Linked DNA regions of Mus musculus: region 2 is linked to region 1. A link is a loop called in an ENCODE intact Hi-C map of the cell type or tissue named here. Cell type or tissue: left cerebral cortex. All regions are shown on one strand. Links, peaks and the distances in the headings refer to the core of each region. The heading gives the core; the rest is flanking DNA.

Evidence for each region. Hi-C counts contacts between places; a loop is a spot of excess contacts. Peaks named below come from ENCODE experiments on the same cell type or tissue, not always from the same donor. Only the 100,000 strongest peaks of a DNase experiment are listed, where the experiment ranks them.
Region 2: it touches region 1 in a loop (4-fold over the local background); 1 of 42 quality-filtered maps calls a loop at or near these places.

What each region holds. Positions count from the first base shown.
Region 1 is chr3:65,881,348-65,888,776 of GRCm38, forward strand. No RefSeq gene overlaps it. Among named protein-coding and RNA genes, the nearest start is that of Gm35039, 43 kb to the right of the region's middle. In left cerebral cortex, for the core only: no CTCF peak of the experiment used is centred there; DNase peaks (open chromatin) are centred at 3,474 and 4,118.
Region 2 is chr3:65,581,231-65,588,659 of GRCm38, forward strand. No RefSeq gene overlaps it. Among named protein-coding and RNA genes, the nearest start is that of Gm34924, 4.1 kb to the left of the region's middle. In left cerebral cortex, for the core only: no CTCF peak of the experiment used is centred there; DNase peaks (open chromatin) are centred at 4,436, 4,554, 4,761 and 5,344; H3K4me3 peaks cover 682 bases; H3K27ac peaks cover 355 bases.

The DNA.
Region 1 (7,429 bases), core at 2,111-4,610:
TGATCTCTGTGGTTGTACTGATAGTAGCATATCTAGTGAAGGCTTAAATGCTAACATCCATACATAAGATATTCTCTTAAACATATCATATTTGTCTTTGGAGGTCTGGGTTACCTCACTCAGGATGATCTTTGTCTAGCTCCATCCATTTACTTACAAATTACATAATTTGGTATTTTTTTAACAGCTGAATAACATTCCATTATATAAAGGTACCACCTTTTAATTGCACATTCACCCACTGATACAGATCTAGGCTGTTTCTAATTCCATGCTATTATGACTAGAGCAGTAATGAGCGTGAATGAACAAGTGTCTGTAGTAGAGTGGAGAGTTCTTTGGGTATATGCCCCAGAGTACTATAGTTGGATCTTGAAGTATATTTATTCCCAGCCACATAAGTTTACACTTCCATCAGCAACAAGTGAGTGTTCGTCTTACCCCACACCCTTGCCAGTATGAGCTGTCATTTGTTTTATTAATCTTGGCCAATCTGGCCAAGATAAAAATCTTGAAGTAGTTTTGATTTGCATTTCCCTGATGACTAAGGGTGTTGGGCATTTCTTTGTTTCTCATCCATTTGTGTTTTATCTTTTGAGAAGCCTTTGCTTAGTCTGTACCCCATTTTTAAGTTGGGTTATTTGTTTTCTTGATATCTAGGGTGGTGGTAGTGGTTCTTCTCCTTCCCCTCCCCTCCCCACCCCTCCCCTCCCCCCTCCTTCTTCTCTCTCCTCCTTCTTCCTCTTCTTCCTCCTCCTTCCTCCTCCCGTTCCTCCTTCCTCCTCCCCCTCCTCCTTCCTCCTTCTCCTTTTTCTTCTTTAAATATTTTAGATACTAACCTTATATCAGATGTGTAATTGATAAATATCCATTCCCATTCTGCTTTGTCAGGATGGTGGTGTCACACTGCTCTAGCCCTGTGCCTCCCTGCTGTCATGCGCTCAACCATGATGAGCATGGACTCACCCTCTGAAACTGTAAGTTCCCATTAATGCTTTCTTCTGTAACTCTCCTTGGTCCCAGTGTCTCTTCACCACACTGGAAAAGCAACTAACACAGATTCATTTGAAAGATATGAAATACAGCCAGTGATAGTGACTCACACCTTTGAACTCAGCACTCGGAAGGCAAATGCAAAGGCAGTCAGATCTCTCTGAGTTCAAGGCCAGCCTGGTCTACAGAGTGAGTTCCGGGACACCCAGAGCTACACAGAGAAATGCTATCTCAGAAAACAAAAAGGTAAAACAGAGGGTGGGGTAGAGGGGTGAAGGATGTGACTGGACTCAAGTCCTGTCTTGTTCCAGCATCATGTTGTAGACCAAAAGACCTAAACAGGTAGAAAAACAGGAAGGAAAACAGCAAGCACTGAAAGTTGAAGAGAAACACAGCCAGATCTCTGTGCTGGACACCCAGAAGTCGGCAGAAGCTTGAGCCAGATCTGAGGAAGCAGGATGCTTCTGAGGAAGGGCATTAGAAAGGAGCCTTGCAGCAAAATGAGTGGATAGCTGCCAGTGTGTTACCAGCTGGTCTACCCTGTAGTTAGAAACAACTTTTTATAATACAGAAAATCGCAACGGATCTTCCAGAAGGAAACTACCCACAGGTCTCTGGAAGTTAGAGTCTTTGATTTTATAACATTATGAAGACCATCTGAGCTGGCTAATGTATGTCTACTTGACACAAGCTAGAGTCATCAGAGAAGAGGAAAACCTCAACTAAGAAAAAAATAGGCTGTAGGCAAGCCTATAAGGCATTTTCTTAAGTAGTGATGGGTGGTGTGTGTCTAGACCATTGTGGGTGGGGCCATCCCAAGGGCTGGTGGTCCTGATTTCTATAAGAAAGCAGGCTGAGTAAGCCATGAGGAGCAAGTTAGTAAACAGCACCTCTCCATGACCCCTGCGTCAGCTCCTACCTCCAGGTTTCTCCCTTGTTGGAGTTCCTGTCCTCACTGCTTTTGATGATGAATTGTTATACCAAACCATAGTGAAACAAACACTTTCCTCCTAAGTTGATTTTGATAATGGTGTCTCATCATAGCAATAGTAACCCTAACTAAGACACATCCAAATCTCTCCTTGAGATTTTCACCACCACTGGTCTCAGGGTATGTGTCCTGATCATCTATTTCTTGGATAATTATTTACTATGTTCTAAAGGTATGCAAACCAACATATGCAAATGTATTGATGTTAACACTGGGTAGCCAGAACTAGTGCTCATTCCAAACTATGAGAAAGATCCTGCTGGGTGGTGGTGGCGCACGCCTTTAATCCCAGCACTTGGGAGGCAGAGGCAGGTGGATTTCTGAGTTCGAGGCCAGCCTGGTCTACAGAGTGAGTTCCAGGACAGCCAGGGCTACACAGATAATCCCTGTCCCCGGAAAAAAAAGAAAGAGAGAGAGAGAGAGAGAGAGAGAGAGAGAGAGAGAGAGAGAGAGAGAGAGTCCCACAGAGACAGGAAAAGGCACAAGTATACATTGGCCTTGCTCTATCCTGGATCTTTCTTTTTTCTCCAGAAGATTTATTTTTATATAACATGTCTATCTGTCTGTCTGTCTGTCTGTCTGTCTGTCTGCTTATAAAAGCCAGAAGAGATTGTCTGATAGTCTGAAGCAGAAGTTGCATGTGGTTGTTAGCTCCCTGACATGGGTGCTGGGAACAAAACTCAGGTCATCTGGAATTGCAGAAAGCACCAAGACATTTCTACCCCTGTACTGTGCTTTCGTAGTCATGGGCTCTCGTTTTATTTATGTAATTTGGAGGACACTATTTCGAAAAGTCAAGGAAATGAACATTCCAGGAGACAAAGTAACCTGACTAAAGTCACCCAGCTAATAATCAGTGAACCAAGGATTTGAACTGACTCCCGGGCATACAGAACACAGTGTGTAGCCCGCAGAACCCAAGCAGATATAAGGTACACACAATCTTAGTCGACAGCAAAATTCTTGACAAATATTTCTTTTTACTACTTTAACATTACAGATTGGGTGAGTTCCAATTCACACAAGTTCAGAATTTTAAGTCATTTAAGTACATCAGAATTCACGGGATTCCAGAAGCAAAACTGGCTCTGAGATGCCCCAGAGCACCACAGGCAATGGTGACTCCATGCGCAATTTCCTATTTCAGCACTTGGCCCAGGTACCTCACACAGGACTGAAGATGAGAAGGAGATACCTAGGCAAATCTGCCTAATTTCCCTGAACTCTGTGTAGTCCAAGTACCGCAGCTTGACACATCCATATGGCTTTGCTTTCTTGGGCAATTGCAGCCTTGGCAGAGAATGAGAACACCCGCCCTTGACAGGAACTGTATGTGAATGAAAGGCTTCAGGTGCTGGGCTGGCTCCCGACTCCTCTGCAAAAGGAAGTGCCTCCCACTTGGCTTGGTGCAGCGATGGTACAGGTGAGTCACCACATTGCCAGCCAGGCAAGTATTTTAAGAAACATGAAGTGTAAGCAGGAACCAGCAGAGAAGGACGAGGACTGAAGTGTCGCCATTAGCTCCGAGGGTGTCTTGTTGTCATGGTGCTAGGAAAATCACTTCCACTTAGAGTTCCACTCACCAGCTGTTTTGCTGGAACTTTTTTGCACGGGAGGCTGGTAGCCACCCCAGCACAGGCGTGGGCCACGGGTGTGCACACATGAACACCTGTAGCAGACACCCACTCCAGAGGCCTTACATTGCTTGTCTGACGCATGCCCCTACCTCGTGTGACATAATCGGAAGCTTTGGAGTAGAGTCAGCAACAAGAAGAACCACCTCAACCTCTGTTTCCCCTCTGGCATACCACCGTTGCCCATCCTTTGAAACACTATTTCAAGGCTCAGGCCTTCGACCAAAGGTTTGCAGCCTTCCCAATGCTGTGACTCTTTAATACAGTTCCTCATCGTGTGGTGATGCCCCAACCACCAAATTATTATCGTTGCTACTTCGTAACTGTAGTTTTGCTACTGTTTTGAATCATAACGTTAATATCTGATATGCAGGTGGTCCTAAGGTGACCCCTGTGAAAACGGTTTGATCCCCCCAAAGGGGTTTTGACCCACAGGTTGAGAACCACACACTGCCTTAGACCATTATGGGGGTAGATTACTTCAGGTTCAGCCAGAAGCAGGGGTTGAGGGTGGGATGAGGAAAATCTCCCCCAAAAAGTAACACTGGGACTCCTTGCCAGCCTGCATTCCATAGCGTGCTGCTAGGAAGATGACTCCCCACAGCCTTTCTTGGTATCCACAACTGCACTGCACTGAAGGGAAGGGCAGATGCTGACTGCTGCCCAGAGGCGGCTTCTGTGGGACTGTTCCTTTCTTGGATACCATCAAAACCCCAACCAACAAACAAACAAAAAAGTCTGAATGAGTGTTTAGGAATGATTGACCAGTGTGAGCAATTAGGCCTCCTCTTCCTGGATGTTTATAGCCTGAGACATGAGACAGCTCACCCTCAGAGACCTCCTCCTAAAACTAGCTTACCCCTCCCCTGTGCAGTACCTAGCAAACACAGTGAGGTTTCATGTTGCAGCTGTTAGAGAACCTCACCTGCTCCCAGTTTCATTATATCTGTCCTTTCTTCACTTTCTTGTGATCCAAACAGCGTTGCAGAATTCAAACTGCACACTTCATGGTGGTAATACATGTGCTGAAAAATCCACAGTCCCTAATTCAAATCCCAGGGGTGAGTTAGGCATGGCAGAATTGGGGGAATCTGATAAAAAGTCAAAGAATGTGCATACCTCTGGCTACATGACACCCTATAGCATCTGCAGCCACATCCTGTGTTCATTTCTCTAAATGTCTCTGTTGCAGAAATAGAATGTAGGGAGCCTATGTCAATTCAAGAATGACCTTTGTATCAAGTGTGCTCATTTCAGGACATATTTTGCTTCCACATAAGTTATAAGTGCATTTTTTTTCTTTTTGGTACTCAGATCTCTTGGGGTTTTGAAACTGTAAAGTTGCTTCCTCTTCATCATAGAGATGAACAGCCTGGGAGGGAGGTTTGCCACATTGGTTAATCTATAGGAGAGATGAGGCTGAGCTCCTAACCCCCAGTGAGGCTCCGGAATCCATGGACACATGGAGTGGTGGCTAGTCTTGGTTGTCAATGTGACTATATCTGAATTGAGCTACAATCCAGAAATGGAGGGCATGCCCGTAAAAATTTGTCTGCTTTGTTTGAAGTGGGTGAATCTATTTCTAATCTGGACCTTTGAGGCAGGAAGCCACACCTTTGATCTGGATCCTGAACCTGGAAGACACCAGTCTTTTACTTGGATCTTGAGATGGGAAGACATACCTTTAACATGGCCCATACCTTCTGCTGGAAGTCTACCCAAGAACATAGAAAAAGGAGCTCTTGCTTTTTAACATTCTTTTTTTTTTAAAAAAAGATTTATTTAGCCGGGTGTGGTGGCGCACGCCTTTAATCCCAGCACTCAGGAGGCAGAGGCAGGCGAATTTCTGAGTTCGAGGCCAGCCTGGTCTACAAAGTGAGTTCCAGGACAGCCAGGGCTCCACAGAGAAACCCTGTCTCGAAAAACCAAAAAAAAAAAAAAAAAAAAAAGATTTATTTATTTTATGTATATGGGTACACTGTAGTGTACAAATGGTTGTGAGCCTTCATGTGGTTGTTGAGAATTGAACTTTAGGACCTCTACTCGCTCCAGTCAGTCCCACTCGCTCCAACCCAAAGATTTATTTATTATTATAAATAAACACACTGTAGCTTTCTTCAGACACACCAGGAGAGGGCATCAGATCTCATTACGGATGGTTGTGAGCTACCATGTGGTTGCTTGGATTTGAACTCAGGACCTTTGGAAGAGCAATCAGGGCTCTTAACCGCTGAGCCATCTCGTCAGCCCCAAGCTTTTGCTTTTTACGTGCATGCCCTTGTCTTGCTGACACATCCATTCCTTCACTGGCACTGGAGCCTATTTCTTAAGGGGAGCAGCTTTGTGGGTCCAAGCAACCTCTAGACTCTTAAGCTTTACAGTCACAGCTAGCCATTGTTAAATTAGCTGGACCACAGCCTGCAAGTCTTTCCAATAGATTTATTCCATAAGTTCTGTGGCTCTAGAGAACACTAACCAATGCACATGCTTCTGGTGGGATGTGTCTCTGCTGCCTGCCTCAGTGGGCCTGGCATACCAGTAGAATGAAGATCACATCAAACTTACAGCCCTCCAGTGAGGATCTAACATGTTATAGATGATTTCTGCTATAGACTCCATTGAGCCCTACCAAATCCACACATAGAAATCCTAGTCTCAGTATCTCAAGATATATAACCTTATGCAAAAATACAGTCACTGCAGACATGAGTCAAGATAAGGTCATTGGAACAGATTCTAATTCAGTAGGGGTGGTGTCCTTAACAAGAGACTTTGGGTGTAGAAAAAGATGCACAACACTGGGGTGATGATGGGACATGCCTTTAATCCTAACACTTGAGAGGCAGTGTCAAGGCCAGCCTGGTCTACAGAGCAAGTTCCAGGGCAGCCAACGCTACAGAGAATCCCAGCTTAAAAAACAAAAACAAAACGAAAGTTACATGTGTGCGAAAGGAGAGATTAAAAACTAAAACAATGCTTCTACAAGATTAGAAGTGCCAGAGATGCTAGAAAACTAGCCAAGAGGGGCATGGAACAGAGATTTCCTCGTGCCCCAGGAAACTACCCTGCCAATGCCTTGATTTGGATTCCAGACTTGGGAAACAATAAATATCTGTGGTCCAAGACATACAGTTTGTGGAACTGTGTAACCACAGCCCTTAGCTAATCAGAACACAGTCCTTTACTCAGTATGAAATTTTCCTGTTGGTGAATGATAGCCAACCATCCTTAGTGTCCATCAGACATGGTTTTGTCTGTTTTTTGGTGATAGAGATGGCACCCAGGGTTTGGTGCACGTTAGACAAACCCTTTACCACTGAGTTAACCTCTCACTGCTCGGCAGTATCACTGACAAATACGGAATTTGATGATTTCTAAGACCTCTCCCAAATGTTATCTATGTTCACAGCAACTCAGTTCGGCTCCTCTTTGGAATGATGACCTGGTCCTTACAGCCCTTCCTTTGTTGCTGTTTCAAAGATAAGCTAAGGTGAAGGTGACCTTCAAGGACAAAACAAAGTCACTTCCGGTGCTGTGAGTTGTGTTCCTAGACATTAGAATAAAACTAATTTAAGATGTGGGTCTTCACTTGCCCTCTGGTGAGGCAGCTCCTATGGTGAACTCCCTTGTATCTTCTCTATGTGTCCTCTATGTGTTCTCTATGTGGCCTTTGGTGTTAAATGCAAACCATGTGTTTGGGCTACAAATTCTGCAGAAGGAAGCAGAAATCCAAGTTGGCGGTCCTTTACTGTGACTTAAAGTTATGTCACGAGGGCCCTGTGTGGGCCTGGAAAGCTTGGGCTCTTTGTGT
Region 2 (7,429 bases), core at 3,313-5,812, 300 kb before region 1:
ATTTTTCTCCATTTACAAAGAGAAAAGAAAATCCTATTCCTAAGGGCATTTGTTCTGGCTCAAGGGCATAGGTTTTTGTTTTGGTTTGGTTTGGTTTTTGGTTTTTTTTCTTTTCTGAAAGAGGAGACTGGCTCAGTAAAACAGCCCAGAGTTGCTACTTTATATAACCAAGATGGCTACCTTGGAGGAAGATGGCTTGAGAAGTCCTCCATGCCCTCTGGGAACTCTACACAGCTTTCCTTACTTAGTAGTGTCAAAAAAAAAAAAAAAAAAAAAAAAAAAAAAAAAAAAACCCGCTCAAGGTAAAAAGCTGAATGGAGATGATTTCACTGATAATATTTTAAGTGTGACAAACAGAATCAGATTGCATAACTAGTGCATTCTAAGCTGAAGCCTTGTTAGATTGCATAACATGCTGGACTAGGGAATAAAGCAGGTAGCCATGGATTCCTGGTGCTACCAAGATGTCTATAAAGCAACACCTATCTGGTAGAGCCATTTCTCAGGCCCTCTGTCTTGAGGCTTCACAGGAGCTCAGCACCCGAAGACTTCTGAAGAGCCTGCTGTCAATGGCGAGCTGCCAAAGTACTGAGTCAGACGTGACACTGCCCACAGTGCAGAGCCCGGTGGTGTTGTGACCCAGAATCCTGTCTCTTGCAGGTGCCTACAGAAATTTGTGGTGTTTATATGTTCTTTAATGGTGGCACACCCCTTTAATCCCAGCACTTGGGAGGCAGAGGCAGGTGGATTTCTGAGTTTGAGGCCAGCCTGGTCTACAAAGTGAGTTCCAGGACAGCTAGGGCTACACAGAGAAACCCTGTCTCGAAAACAAACAAACAAACAAACAAACAAACAAAAAAAGCCTCAAACAGCCCTGCAGTAGTGGCACAGACCTTTAATCCCAGCACTTGGGAGGCAGAGGCAGGCAGATTTCTGAGTTCGAGGCCAGCCTGGTCTACAGAGTAAGTTCCAGACAGCTAGGGCTACACAGAGAAACCCTGTCTCAAAAAAAAAAAAAAAAAAAAAAAAAAAAAAAGCCTCAAAAAGTCTACTGCAGGACAGCAGTTGTTGAATGTCACCTTGCAAATCCCAAGGGAGCTCTGGGTTATTTAAGGTGGTCCATTAGACGAAAACTAGTCCCAGAGCCTTAGAATGCCCTTTATGCTTGTGGCTGTGTCGACACTTGCACTGATGATGTAATAGCAATGATTAAAAAAAAAAGGTAATACCTTTGCACACAAGGAAGTAGGACCAAACTATTAATAGTCAGAGTTCTCCACTGGCACACATTGGTGACATCAACAAACAAAACCAAACAACCCAACCCCCCAACAAGGAGACTAACAAAAAACCCTGCCAAATCCATTAAAAATGTCCCTGGCAAAGCCGTGAAAATTGTTCACCTTAGCCTATAGGAGTAGAGCCTTTTTGTAATGTATATCACAGGAACCCTGCATGAGGTACATGTACTGCATGCTGATGCACACACAAAAAGCATAATATTCGTTGAGTTACAAGCTCAACTATCTGCTTTTGTCACAGATGTTAGAAACTTGGAAAAATGAGAAATAACGTTGAGAAACTATTTTCACTATTTTATTTGGGTTGAGAAAATGTGGTTTTTAAATGAAGACTGTTGCTTATATTAGCGTGAACTAATGAAGTTAAAGTTATTTTTAAAGAAAATCAAATTTGAAGCTTCTGTTTCAATGTTTTATTTTTAAATTACTTATCTTTATTGATTTTGTATTATGTGTATGCTTCTCTGTGTCTGTGTAGGTCTGTGTGTGGGTGTGTATACTTAGATACCAAGCCCGTGGAGACCAGAGAGGGCATTGGATGCCTGGAAGAAGGGCATTGAAAGAAGAGTTACCGATGGTTGTGAGCCACCATGTGGGTGCTGGGAATTGAACTAGGGTCCTCTGGAAGAGCAGTCAGTGCTCTTAACTGCTGAGCCATCTTTCCAGCCCCCTCTTTCAAATTTTAGTCTTTCTATAGACAGAATATAAACAAATGAGAGCCCTTTAGGATCCTCAGTATTTTTAAGACTGTGAAGGAGAACTGCTCAACTAGGAAATGTGATCGCTTAAAGCCACACCTAAGACTACTCTAGTGAATATTCTGACTTTGGGTTCAGATTCAAACTTTACTACATGCTACCTGTTTAATGTCATGGATCAGTTAGTTGTTCCAAACTTCTCTTCCTTCACCGCCCCCCCTCCCCAAAATGGGAATGATATTTACTGTATATATCTCCTGAAGAGATGAGAAAATATATCTGATACTCTTAATTAACATAAGACCTAGTGTCTTGTTAGGGTTTTACTGCTGTGAACAGACACTATGACCAACACAACTCTTATAAGGACTACATTTAGTTGGGGCTGGCTTATAGGTTCAGAGGTTCAGACCATTATCATCAAGGCTGGAACATAGCAGCATCCAGGCAGGCATGGTACAGGCAGAGCTGAGAGTTCTACATCTTCATCTGAAGGCTGCTAGCAGAATACTGGCTTCCAGGCAGCTAGGATGAGGGTCTTAAAGCTTACAACCACAGTGATATACTTCCAACAAGGCCACATCTACTCCAACAGGGCCATACTCTCTAATAGTGCCACTCCCTGGGCTGAGCATATACAAATCACTACACCTAGTAATAATGTTCAAATATTAGCTGACTGAATAATTGTAAGAAGTTCAGATATGAACGGATGCTTTTGGTGGCAAGGAACAGAAATAGTTTTGAAGGTTGGGAAAAGCGAAAAAAAAAAAAAAGAAAGAAAGAAATAGGAAGCAACCTCAGGGTCTACCAAGTTTAACAGAGGTCTAGAACACCAAGGTTGGCAGACTGGCTAAATAGGACTCCTCTGGGAGTTACTGGGAAATATCACTGAAATTGTAACTTGCATATGAACTGCCTGAGATGTCAAGCACATGTAAGAAGCCTCGTATCATGTACATGCTGCTAATCTATGGAGCGAGCTTGAGTAGCAAGATGGAGACCTCCCACCTCCACATTATTGATTCTGAGTCTCCCAGAGGGGGCTGGCTTTCGAACTCTGGGATCGGTAAGGTAAGGCAGCAATAATATGCACTATTGACATTCATTCATTTGCACATTCAATCAATAGGCTCCCGTGTCCTGCTAAATATTTTGCATGCTTCCTGCAGACACTATAAAGGGTCCACATTCTGTTGGACAGGAGGAGCAGGCTGACCTATTTGCTTGTGTCTTTAATGCAATGTGAGAAGATGCTCTGGTTAAGATGTGTACACAGTGTTCTGGGATCCAGGATCCAGGAGTGAGTCACTGCTGACTGAGGTTGACAAGGAAGATGCAGAGAAGAAAAGCTAAGATAGGGTGAGTGTGGGAGGGAAAGAAAGAGTCAAAAAGAGTCCAGAGCTAGACAAAAAGAGGCCTTGAGCTCTATTAAATCACACTACAGTCTGTCTGTCTTTCTTTCTTTCTTTCTCTCTCTCTCTCTCTCTCTCTCTCTCTCTCTCTCTCTCTTTCTTTTTTTTTCTGAGACAGGGTTTCTCTGTGCACCCCTGGCTGTCCTGGAACTCACTCTGTAGACCAGGCTGGCCTCGAACTCAGAAATCTGCCTGCCTCTGCCTTCCGAGTGCTGGGATTAAAGGCGTGCACCACCACCACCCGGCTCACACTTCAGTCTTGATTGCACTCAGAGAGCTTTTAAGAATACTGATGCCTATGTTACCCTAGATTGACTAAATCCTACTTTCTTGAGTGTATGTGTGTGTTTGTGAGAGAGAAAGAGAGAAACAGAGAGAGACAGAGAGACAGAGACAGAAAGAAGGAGGGAGGGAGAGGGGCAAAAGGGGGGGGGGAAGTGTAGTTGATTGAATGCTATAGGGTATCAGGATTTTAGAGCAAGCAATACCATACATAGCCTAAGTTGAGAACCAGGACTATAAATGAGCAAGTGACCGCCCAACTTATTTGCATAGAGCATGCTCTTCAGCACGGATCATGCCTATTCTTCTTAAATGCACTTTTCATGTCAATTTGATATTCAAAATCAGAATTATTTAAAAGCTTTTATGCGCCAGAGGCCATGTGATAGGCATTGGACTGTCACCCCCTGCCCCACCCAGGGGGCTGTGGGTGTAGGCAGATGAAACATGCCCTTTGTTCCCTGGACAGCTGGGTGAAAAGCTTATCCCTGTGAAGTTAAGAGCCCTGGGCAGAGGGCACCTCTTTCACAGGCCACAGGACCTTGGAGTCCCTGAAGAGAGTTGCCTGCAGAGTGTGTGCAGTGCGCATGCCTTTTCCCACCCTCCCTTACTAATGGGGGAACCGAGGGATATTTTTACTTATAAGATGAAAAGATGAACTTTCCACATCGTGACGGCTGGCAGACGAATCCTTCCAACGGAGCTCTACAGTACGATTTTGCTCTGTCTGTACTAGCTTTTTGAAGTCTGTACCCAGCTACTAAAGTGTCATAATTAGGAAGAAAAAAAATCTCTTCTCTCATGCCTCCCCACTAAAGTCCCTGCCACCATCTTCAAAGTGTCCAAATGTTGCTGTGACACGTCTGTGGTTGTTGTTCATCAAGTGTCTGAATTTCAGAGCTGTTCCAAGTCTCTAAAATATGTAGTTAAAAGGGATTCCAACCATGAGACATAAACACAACTAAAATCGGCCCTCCAGATATGTTTATGTGCAGTTCCATCCCCCAGGTTTTAGTCAATAAAATATTCAGCCATTTTTAGTGGAATGGACCAAGCACTTCCTGTAGAGGATACAAGAGAGTGGACACTACCGTTATGCAAACGCAGTGGCCGGCGGTTCCTGCTGTGGACAGACTCAGTGTAGCCTTAAAGCTTTTTTTGAGACAAGGTTTCTCTGTGTAACCCTGGTTGTCCTGGAGCTCACTCTTAATGCTTATTTTTGAGTGTGTTCTGTTTTACAACTTCCTACCCAATACACAGGAACCGAGGTACTCCTTTTCTGAATTAAAAATTTCAGGAAGCCTGGTGTGGAGGGGAGGGGTGGAATAGGGTGGGGGGGGGGGCGGATAGGGGACTCTACCATCCACTCTCCCACCTTCCCCAAGACGGTACCAGAAAGAGGCCTCCTGCGTTCGTCCAGCGACTACAAACTCGCTGGATTAGATCGCTTTCCTAGGTGATAGCCCAGGCTTTCCCCTCAATTGGATGATGAGTAATCACTTGAAAGGAAGAATTTAACACGGAGATCTTCCGCTTTAACGACAAGAACTGGGGTGTATGTAAATTACAGTCTTTCACTTCTCCGGCTGTGCAGATGTGACTCAGAATTCACACCACAGCTAATGCGGAGAGCGAGCTGGCTTCCACGTACACAAGTGTGCCAGCGTGTGGGTGGCCCAGGGCCGCCCTCCCAGGGTTTGAGTCCGCGCGTGCGTGTGTGTTCGGTGGGGGGAAGGGGATGTAGACAAAGCTGACTCCTGACAACTTACAAGAATATGTAACTAGCAAACCGTCTCAACAGCCTCAGCGGTCAAAACCTGCATTCCCTCAGCCTTAGAAAAGGACTGTGCTTAGCAAACTCAGTTGAGAGGGGCCAGCCATTCCAGTGGCTGCGGGATTCTCAGAGCAAGTGCGCCTCACCCAAGGTCCTGCTTGGAAACAAACAAGCTGGCCTTCGATCACAGGAAGGGAGTGGAACCTCCCTCAATGTGTCGGTTTTAATCTTGGTTCTGGGGGACATTAACTCCCTCTTCGTGGATCACTGATTGCTTTCAAAATACCAGGAATCATTATTTTACCTTACAGGGTTATTGTATGCTAGGACTAATTTAGCTAAGGCTTGTAGAAGCCAGTAGATGCTGAATGACCTTATTAGTTCCCCTTTAAAAAGCTCTTTAGCATCCCTGGGCAGCTGATTTGATGAGAAGTGCCTACTTACTGTGACCCTCATGTGTAGTCCTTCTTCGAACTCAACCTCCCAGGGCTTTTTAGTCCCTTTGATGAATAAGTACTGCTTCCAAATGAACCAAACAGTAAGCAGGGATGTGAATTTTGTCTGTGGGAAAAAAAGAAAATCAACCCCAGTGTTCAAGGGGGAAAAATCATGCTAATTAGAAGGGAGACAAACAGTGAGCCTTTTAGAGATGGGACAGGCGAAGGTCTGGCTTTTAAGTGTAACCTAAAGTGATGGAGATTCAAGTTGAAGAACTTGCTCATGTCCTCAAGATCCTTCCCAAGGCACTGTCACCATCCCCTTCCTTTCTCCTCTCTGCTCTTCTCTCAGTGCCAAACAGAACAGCTATAGGCATGAGCCTGTGCAAGACACATCTGTGCATCTTGGGTGGTGCAGCAAGCACAGAGTTCAGGCATGCCCCTCTCTGCTCTGCCATGGCACATTCTGCTCCTTGGAGGGAAGTAATCTCAGAATTACTATACTCCCAGAAGCCAGCCCTCAGCAAAGAGTCTCCTGGACCTCCATGCAATCTCTCTGTCTGTCTCTGGGGATACACCAGGGTGTGCCCAGCTCATTTTGCATGACGGTTTTAAAGCTGCTGTTTATGAGTGTTTTAAATTTTTTACTTAATAAAGGAACCGATGCTTTACAACTGGAGATCAGTTGCTGATTAGCATCCATTCCGCCAACGGTTGTAGCTGCTGCTCATCTTTCCGAGGTCTGTGAGCCCACAGCTGTCTCTCCTCTCCTGTGTTTTCTCTGAAGCAGTGTGTCTCTGCACTTCCCTCCAACTTTGTTTTGGCTTAGTAATTCTATCTTGCTTACACAATTGCTCAGTCTTTATCCTCCTGTTTTTGATTACCAACTGGTGTTTATTTTAAATGCAGTTACTGGCCAATTAAATAGAAATTAGCTACATTTAAAGACAGGATTCCAGCTTACTGTGCCTTTCCTTTCCTTTCCAAAAAACAAAAAACAAAAGCAAAAAAAAAAAAAAAAAAACCCCAAAACAACCTAACACTCATCTTTCTTGAGACAATTCTCAGAATAAACATTCCAAAGACAAAGACCTGTGAGGTGTCAGGGCCCCTTAGGACAGCTACCTGCTGGATCTGTAGCTAAAGGAGTACAGAAAGGATGCTCTATTTGCCCAATAGGAGCCAGAGCAAGCTAGGATGTAACAAGAGCCATTTCCTGTTGTGATTTGGTCAAACCATTTTTGATTCAAGACAGACTCTCCTACCAGAGCAATTCAGGCTATTTCATTGAACAAGAGAACAAATAAATGAATAAAACTTCCTTCTGCCTCACTTTGTTGTTCAGGCAGCTGGAATGAATCTTCCTTTCCACACGAATATTGACCACTACTTACTGGGTAAAGAAAAAAATCAGGGGCTGGGGCTCCCTTCCTGGGCTGGGTGGAGCATATGGGCTAAATTACTTAGATGGGGCCTAAAGCCTGGACTTTACTGTAACAAGCTGTGCTGAGGCTGTGGGGGT